Linked DNA regions of Homo sapiens: region 2 is linked to region 1. A link is a loop called in an ENCODE intact Hi-C map of the cell type or tissue named here. Cell type or tissue: adrenal gland. All regions are shown on one strand. Each heading gives the region's core, and the rest is flanking DNA. Links, peaks and the distances in the headings are about the cores only.

Evidence for each region. Hi-C counts contacts between places; a loop is a spot of excess contacts. Peaks named below come from ENCODE experiments on the same cell type or tissue, not always from the same donor. Only the 100,000 strongest peaks of a DNase experiment are listed, where the experiment ranks them.
Region 2: it touches region 1 in a loop (2.0-fold over the local background); 27 of 110 quality-filtered maps call a loop at or near these places.

The regions. Positions count from the first base shown.
Region 1 is chr10:78,851,027-78,854,969 of GRCh38, reverse strand. No RefSeq gene overlaps it. Among named protein-coding and RNA genes, the nearest start is that of ZMIZ1-AS1, 210 kb to the left of the region's middle. RefSeq lists an enhancer at 2,941-3,528. In adrenal gland, for the core only: a CTCF peak has its summit at 1,927 (motif pointing left); a DNase peak (open chromatin) is centred at 1,880.
Region 2 is chr10:79,050,327-79,054,269 of GRCh38, reverse strand. The region is part of intron 4 of ZMIZ1-AS1 (ZMIZ1 antisense RNA 1); the gene reads left to right. Among named protein-coding and RNA genes, the nearest start is that of ZMIZ1-AS1, 15 kb to the left of the region's middle. In adrenal gland, for the core only: a CTCF peak has its summit at 1,792; DNase peaks (open chromatin) are centred at 1,379, 2,599 and 2,859; H3K27ac peaks cover 195 bases.

The DNA of each region.
Region 1 (3,943 bases), core at 971-3,470:
TGCGGGCCATCAGTTTGAGGCCTCTCCTCTAGGTGGGAGCCAATAGGCCACTGGGCCCAGGGAGCTGTGAGGATAATGGGCCCAAGCCAAAGGCATCAGCCTGGCCAATCTGGGCATCACCTGAGCTTCCCTATGGGATCCTCTTTGAGGAGGAGTGGGGAGGAATGGGGAAGGAAGGAAGGAGGAGTGAGGAGGAATGGGATGAAAGGAGGATGGTAGGTAAAAGGGAGGCCAGGGGAAAGTCCCAGACATGGTAGGTCTTGAGAGAGGGGAGAAAGATGGAGGAAATGTTGAAATGGAATGGGACGATGTGAAGTTGAGAAAGAACACTGAACTAGGAGTCAAGGGGTCTGAAGCCCTCCCTTGGTTGAACCCCAGATCTGGGGACACAGAGGTAGGTAAGCACATTTCCAGTCCTGTGGAGGGCGCAGTCTTTCATGGTAGAAACAAACATGGAAACAAATACTTACTTGTACAGACAGTCCCTGTCTTATGGTGGTTTGACTTAGATATCTCCACTTTGCAATGGTGCAAAACTAATATACATTCAGGAGACGGCAGCACGATACTTTCTTTTTTTAAAAAAAATTTTATTATTATACTTGAAGTTTTAGGGTACATGTGCACAACCTGCAGGTTTGTTACATATGTATACATGTGCCATGTTGGTGTGCTGCACCCATTAACTCGTCATTTGGCATTAGGTATATCTCCTAATGCTATCCCTCCCCCCTCCCCACACCCCACAACAGGCCCCGGTGTGTGATGTTCCCCTTCCTAAGTCCATGTGTTCTCATTGTTCAATTCCCACCTATAAGTGAGAACAAGCAGCATGATATTTTCTCGCGATGCTCAGCAGTGACAGTGCACTGTAGCTCCATCACTCACGTGATCACCAGAGTCAACAACTCCCACTGTACAGTGTACTGTGTTGCACAATGATTTTGCCCAACTGAGAGCTAATGTAACTGTTCTGAGCATGTTTAAGTTAGGCTAGGCTAAGCTATGTAAGATGTTCAGCAGGTTGAGGATTGTAAGTTGCATGGGCAACTTACAATATTTTCAACTTATGATGGGCTTATCAAGATGTAACCCCTTTGTAAGTCAAGGAACATCTATATATGTGTACTATCCCAGTTATCAAACTGTACCTAATGGTTGCCCACCCAGGAGGAAGACAGCTATGCTGCCTAGAGGCTGGGTTGGCAGAAGGCTCACAGGAGAGGAAGAAGAGGGGACATCTGAGCTGGCTGTAGGGGAATCAAGGGGATGCTGTCATCTAGACAAAGGGTAGTAGTGGGGGAGGGGATATTTTAGGTCTCAAGCTGTGGCCTGTGAGGTCAGAGTCTTCTGGAGTAGGGGTAGACTTTGTCCAGAGCCTGTGTAGTGTGTGGGGTGGTGGTAAGAGTGGAGAGAAAAATGGAGAGATAGGAGTAAAAAAAAAAAAAGACTTGAATAAGATCGTGAGTCACCTCAATATTGAGTAAGGGGCTTATCAGTAAAATCACAATGGTGGGAAAGAGCCGTGGCAGGCTTTGAAGTCAGAAAGAGCTACGATATATTCATTCATCTATTCACTCATTCATTCATCAAATACATATTGAGCACTGAAGATCCTGCAAGGAGCAAAGCATATCTCCTGCCCTCATGAAACTTGTGGTCTGGGGCAGGGGAGACCAGAATTTATGAAAGAACCACATGGATAAGTCCATCAGTTAAGACCATGATCAGAGTGGTGAAGGAGAAGCCAGGATGCTGACTGAGAGCTTGAGAGTGAAGAGGAAGGGGAAACAGAGGAGGTTGGAAACCAGGCTGTAGGAATTCGGCCATGTGGATGAATTGGGAGCTTATCCCAGCTGCCCAAAGCCTCTGGACTGCTTTAGTCGGGGTAGGGCTCAGCCTCTGCCTTGCTGTGGACCTTGGGCAGTGCCTCCTGCTGGCTCAGTCTTGAATTTCTCATCTGTACAATAAATAGGCAGGACAAGGCCACCTCCAAGGCCCATGCAACTCCTCCAATTTCCTCCCTCCTCCCTGCTGTCCTTGCAGCCTGTCATTTTAGAAGGGTCAGCAGAGTCAGTCTTAATTTCACATGGTGTTTCCTCCCACGTGTCTTCCCGCCTTCCTCCTCAGAAGCTCCCCCTAGCCTCCTGGCCACCTTTGTCCTTCATCAGCTGAGCCTGGTGAGGGGTGGGGGGCTACTGACATTGAGGGGCCTTCCTGATTGTGAAGGCACAGGGTCCTGCTGATGAAGCCCCCACTCCTTGAAGGCTGTGTGTTTGGGGGGGCCCAGGGAGGCCAAGTCTTGGCTGTGGCCTGGGACCCCTGCCGGGCATCGAGGGTCAGGCTATATGAACTGATGTGGTGTGAGCCTTGTGTGATGGCCAGAGCACCGGGTCCTGGACCCCAGTCTTGGCTCTGCCCTTAACTTGCTGTGTGTCACCTGGGCAGTCACACTCATTTCGGCTTCTGTTTCCTGACTTGTAAGATGAAGTGGTTGTTCCGGAGAAGTCATTTGATCAGCAATGTAGAGCTCTTTTTTTTTTTCCAAGGAAAACCTTACATATAATCCTGATATACAAACTAGATAAAAATGGAGTTGCTTATCATGGTGGGTGAGGGTCTGGGGACCTGCCCCCTTCACTGGTCTGACCCAGGGTTCCCTGGGATGGATAAGTTAGGCTGGATGGTCTCAGGGTTCCCTGACATGTTGGAATCCTGGAGCTGGAGGAGGCTTCTGCAACTGTTTCAGGGCAGAGAATGATGGGTGGGTGAGGCTGGGGATAGCCCATCCTGGTGCCCACTGGTACCCGCCCCTCCTGCTGTTGGTCCAGGGCACACAGTTTGGAGCAGCCTCTGGGGATAAGGAAGGACCTCTCTCCCACTCATATGTGCCTGTGGCTCTGGGAGGAGTGTCTGGTCTGTTGGGCCCAGTCCTTGTCACTGATCTCCAGGGCTCTTCCTTTTCAGAGGCATCGGGATCCTGCTCTCTGTCCTCCACCCCCAGCTTGATGGAATGCAGAAGGGGAGGGGAGAGGAGGGCAGTGGAGCTGAGGCTGAGGCAACATCTTGAATTATTTTGCAAACATGTTGGGTCCACCAAAGCCCAGCACACATCTTGTCCCCGGCACCCTCTCCCTGGATGTGTGAGCCCATATGTTCCTGGGCAAATGTGCTCCATCTGCCTGGGCTGCATTTGCAATTAGCTCATCAGGATGCTGTTCTCTAATAGCCCTTTGATGTCCAACGAGCCTCCTAAGCCTGTGTGTTGCCTTCCCTTTGAAGCAGGACATCATGTTTTGCCAGAAGTCAATGAAACGCCCTAGTAGAACAGAACAGTTTAATTCCCTCCTCAGATACAAGGCTGAGAAAGTTCAAACAGGCTTCCGCCCGTGCCTGCTGTCCCAATCGGCCTGCAAGATGCCCATATTGGAGGCCTGGTAAGGCCATGGCCCCTGGGGCTGGGCCTTCTGAGGAAGCTCTGGCCTCCTCCACCAGGGAACATGCCCAAACCGCCTGGTAGCTATCACCTGGCCTTGTATCCTCGGCCTCCTCTGACTGAATTTGGATTTGTCCATGACCCTGATTCCTGAACTGGCTCTCACCTTGACTTGCTGTTTCCCTGGACCTGGAACTGGCATCAGGCTCTGGCCCAGCCCGGGCTCCTCACTCAAGTCCTGTGTCTCATGCAACTCAGCTTGGCTTGCTTTGGGCTTCAGAGCTCCCATCTCAGCATTGACAGCTCATGGCAACCCCACCCATTGTGTGTCCAGGGAGTATTCCCCCAGGGCTGGCTGGGGGCCGCAGGGTCAAGCCTGACCTGAATGACCTGGTCACCAGGCACTGGTTCTCATACTAGCATGAGCACCTGCTGATCGCCTGATCTGAATCCATCTGCTGTCTCAGGAATTTCAGAGCCTTGCAAACTTCCCTTCCCTGGTGATTT
Region 2 (3,943 bases), core at 464-2,963, 200 kb before region 1:
CAGGCCTGTGTTCTCTCTGAACATCTCACAGTGCACATTTATGGAGTGCCTGCTGTGTGCAAGACCTGAGGGGTTGGGGCAGAGCAGTGCGCAGGGCAGCTGGCCCCTAGGGGACAGGAATGACTGAGCACTCACACAGTGTCTTTCTGTCCTGGTCCCCCTGCACAGGAGCCCCCAAGGCCAGGCACCCCCGCCTCTACTTCCCAGAGGAGGACTTTGAGGTCCTGATGCCTGAGAGGGGCACCTGTTGAGTCAACAGAGGGGACGGACAATGAGACCAGCAGTCCGGTGCTCAATTCTCCATCCTAAGTGCCAGAAACCCCTACTTCAAGAGAAAACTGGCATTGACAGGGCCCACCCAGAATCCTCTCCTGCACCCTCCTTTCCCCTACTGGAAACCACACTTTTTGGGGGGCATTTCCCTGGGCATCCTGTAGGAGGGCATCACAGCTGTTAGCAGCAGGAGGAATTAAGGGAAGCTCTGACCTGAGTTAGACTGGACCGTGTAGGACAGCACTACCCCATGTCTGAACTGGGGACCGGGCCACCCCTCCCCCAACACACATACCACACACACGCATGCACACATACACACATACACACACATGCACACATGCCCAGAGAGGTGATGGGAGTTGCCTAAGGATGCCCATGGCGAGTGCTGGCCCTCTCCCTCCCAGACCCAGTTTGTTCCTTTAACTCAGGCTGCCCACTTTCCTGTCTCTTCTTGCCCTCCCCGCCCCCCGCCCCCCGAGTCTGAGAATTAGGACCCTGGTGGCTGAGGAGGATGATCTGAGGCATGATCAGGTGCTCCCTTCTGGGCCACTATTGGCCCACCCTTAAGGTGGCAGGATGACATGGAGTTTCGGCCAGCGTGAATATAGGGGCTGGAGGATCCCTGTCTTTCCTTGCCTGGCACCCAAATGCAACCTGGAAGACCCTGAGTGAAGGCCCCTTTCTGGGAAGAGGATGGCATTATGGCATGGCCATTAGAATCTTTGGCTATGGACACTGTGACAGCCCAGGGCAGAATCCAGGATTCCTCACTTCTAGCTGTGGGCTGTGGGCAGGAGGCTTCATCCTGCTGAATCTTAGTCCCTAACCTGTACCGAAAAGATGAACATACTTCATGATGTTTGGAGAGGGAGGCATTGTCTCGGATCAGGGCCCAGGAAATGGCAGTTGGGGTGGTCAGTGCTTATTCTTGTAAGCAAGAATGTGTGGCCAAGCCAAGTTGTGTCCAGAACACCTGGACCCACAGGATTTGGGCCTGCCTCGTGGCCCCAGGATTTCGAACCCAAATTCCAGTCCTGACATTGCCTCACCAGCTGGTTGGCCTTGGGCATGTCCCTGGCTGCCTCTGGCTGCAACAGCCTCAGCCCCAAATGAGCACATCAATCCCAGGGTCACATGGAGGACAGAATAACCAATGAGACATCAGAAGGGCCTTGCAAATCACAAGGCTTGTGTCCCTTTTGGGGATGCTGGAGGGAGGAACAGGTACCTACCAACTCTCAGTGGGTCCCTTGTGCACTCACACCCAGCGTTCTGGCCTCCAGTCAGGCTGAGAGGTGCACTTCCCCCATACAGGGGAGAGCTGCACTCATTTGGGGACCCTCTCCCGAGCCCTGCCCCTGCCCTCCCCGCCAGGCCCCCAGCAGCCAGGTTGGAGAGCTCTCACTCAGGGAGTCTGAGTCCCCTTTGAAGCTGGGAAGTTTGCACTGGAGGGGCAAAGGCAGCCTGCATTCAAAGCATCTCTCCTGGCCCTTAATTACCCTTCTTCACCCATAGGTGGAATTTCCACTCAAAGAGCTAAGAAATGCACCCGTGCTGCCGCCAGGGACTGGGTTTCCCTGCTGCCTTTGTGTAGCAGCCGCCAGCGCGGCAGTGGCACACAGCTCGGGTTTCTGATTTTAATGATTTCCTGAATTCATTCCGTTTCCTACCTCAGGGAAAGGAGAAGAGGTGATCCTCTTGGAAATTCACATAATTGCTTTTATTTGATTTTTATTAAAATGCATTCAGGAATAATGTGATTGCCCCCTTTATTAGATTGTTCATCAAGCTGGCATGGGGAATCAGCCTAGAAAAAAGTGGTGGGCACAGGAGCCTGGTGTGTGATGGGGAGCGGGCACAGTCCCGCGGCGGCCTTGGGGGCTTGCCTCTCACTGGGGGAGTCACGCCTGCCTCTGAGCCTCCCGCTGCTCCTGTCTGGGGAGGTGGGCCCACTGCAGGGCGTGTTGGAAGAATGAAAGCTGGCAGTCAGTGTGGAAGGCCGTGAGCACCGTCTAAATCCCCTCCACATCCCAACCCACTCCTCCTCTGTTGCTCCTCTGCCCACCTCTGAGGCCACACACAGGCTGACACGGAGACCCGTGGTGATCTGGCATAGCAGCACTGACCCCACACTCGCCTCCGCACTCCCAGTTGCCTGTACTTCTACGATGGCCTTTTTGCCAGTCTTGCTGTCCTCAGGCTCAAGGTCCTCAGTGCAGTTTTCTGTGGCCCACCTAATCACACCACTCCCCTGTTCAGAAACTTGGTGGCTCCCAAAGACCCCTTTCTTGCCGGAGACTTTTGCTTTGGGTTCCTTTGCACGCGCTGGAAGGTGAAAATAATCCAGACCTCTTAGACCTAGTTTCAGTGCTTGAATTGCTTTGCATGGTGGGATGTGGGTGAAGCTGCCTTGCCTCTCCTAGTCTCAGTTTATTGGTTCAAATAATGGGAACTCCAAGACCTTCCGTAGGGTCAGTGAGAAAATGGAGTACAGGGGGTCTGTAACTCAGGCGGCATGTACGTGTGTGGGTGAAATCGTGCCACGTGACCCTGTGTTGCAGGAGGCTGAAGATGCTTAGCAAATATGTGGGGAGAAGGCAGGGCAGGTCCAGCGCTGGCCCCAGCAGAGGCCACAGACCAGCTGAGCAGCCACTGTGACAGGGACAGTTTTATTCTGAGCACCCCTACTCCCATTTTCTGTAGCCCCTCCCCTCCTCCCAATGCAAGAGTGGAGCTGACTTTCACTGCGCTCAGTGAATTTGCCTCTCACCTTCTGGGGGGTTTTGCAGTTTCCAGAAGAGGGGCACAAATATGTTCACTGGGCTTCCAGGAAGTGCCTCACCCTCTGAGCTCACCATGTCTCCAGACTGCCCAAGGCATGTTTTATTACCCTTGAGATATGGTGAAATACATATTTGTTTCCCCCTCCTCCCATCCCATTTCCTGGCATAGGACTCCTAAAATCCTTGGACTCTCCAAAGTGATAAGTTTCTTTTTGTATGCTAATGAGTTGATTGCTGGCTGGCTGCTCCTAGGACACTTCAGGATGTGGGCTGGTCACCAGAAAGACCAAGGATTAGAGGGTTGGGGCTTCCAGCCCCACCTCCCCCATCTGGGGGTGGGTGGGGAGAAGGGCTGAAGGTTGAGTTGATCACCAATGGCCAATGTTTTAATCAATCATGACTACATAATGACATCGCCATAAAAACGCAACAAATCTGGGTTCCGGGAGCCTCCAGACAGCTGAACGTTTGGAGGCACTTGGAAGGTGGCACTCCAAGAGAGGGCATGGGAGCACCCCTTCCGGACCTCGCCCTGTGCCTCTCTTCATCTGGATGTTTATTTGTATCCTTTAAAATATCTTTTGTTATAAACCAGTAAACATTTTTCCAAGAGTTCTGTGAGCCGCTCGGGCAAATTAATCAGACCCAAGCAGGGGGTTGTGGGAACCCCGATTCATAGACGAACGGTCAGAAGCACAGGCAGAATAACCTGGGGTTTGCGGTGGGCATCAGAAGTGGGGCTCAGAGTTAGGGGACTGAATCCTCACCCTGTGGGATCTGATGCTATCTCCAGGTGGATGGTGTTTGAAGTGAATTGAATTAGGGGACACCCAGCTGGCATCTGCTGCAGAACTGATGACTCGCTTGCTGGTGGGCAGAAATCT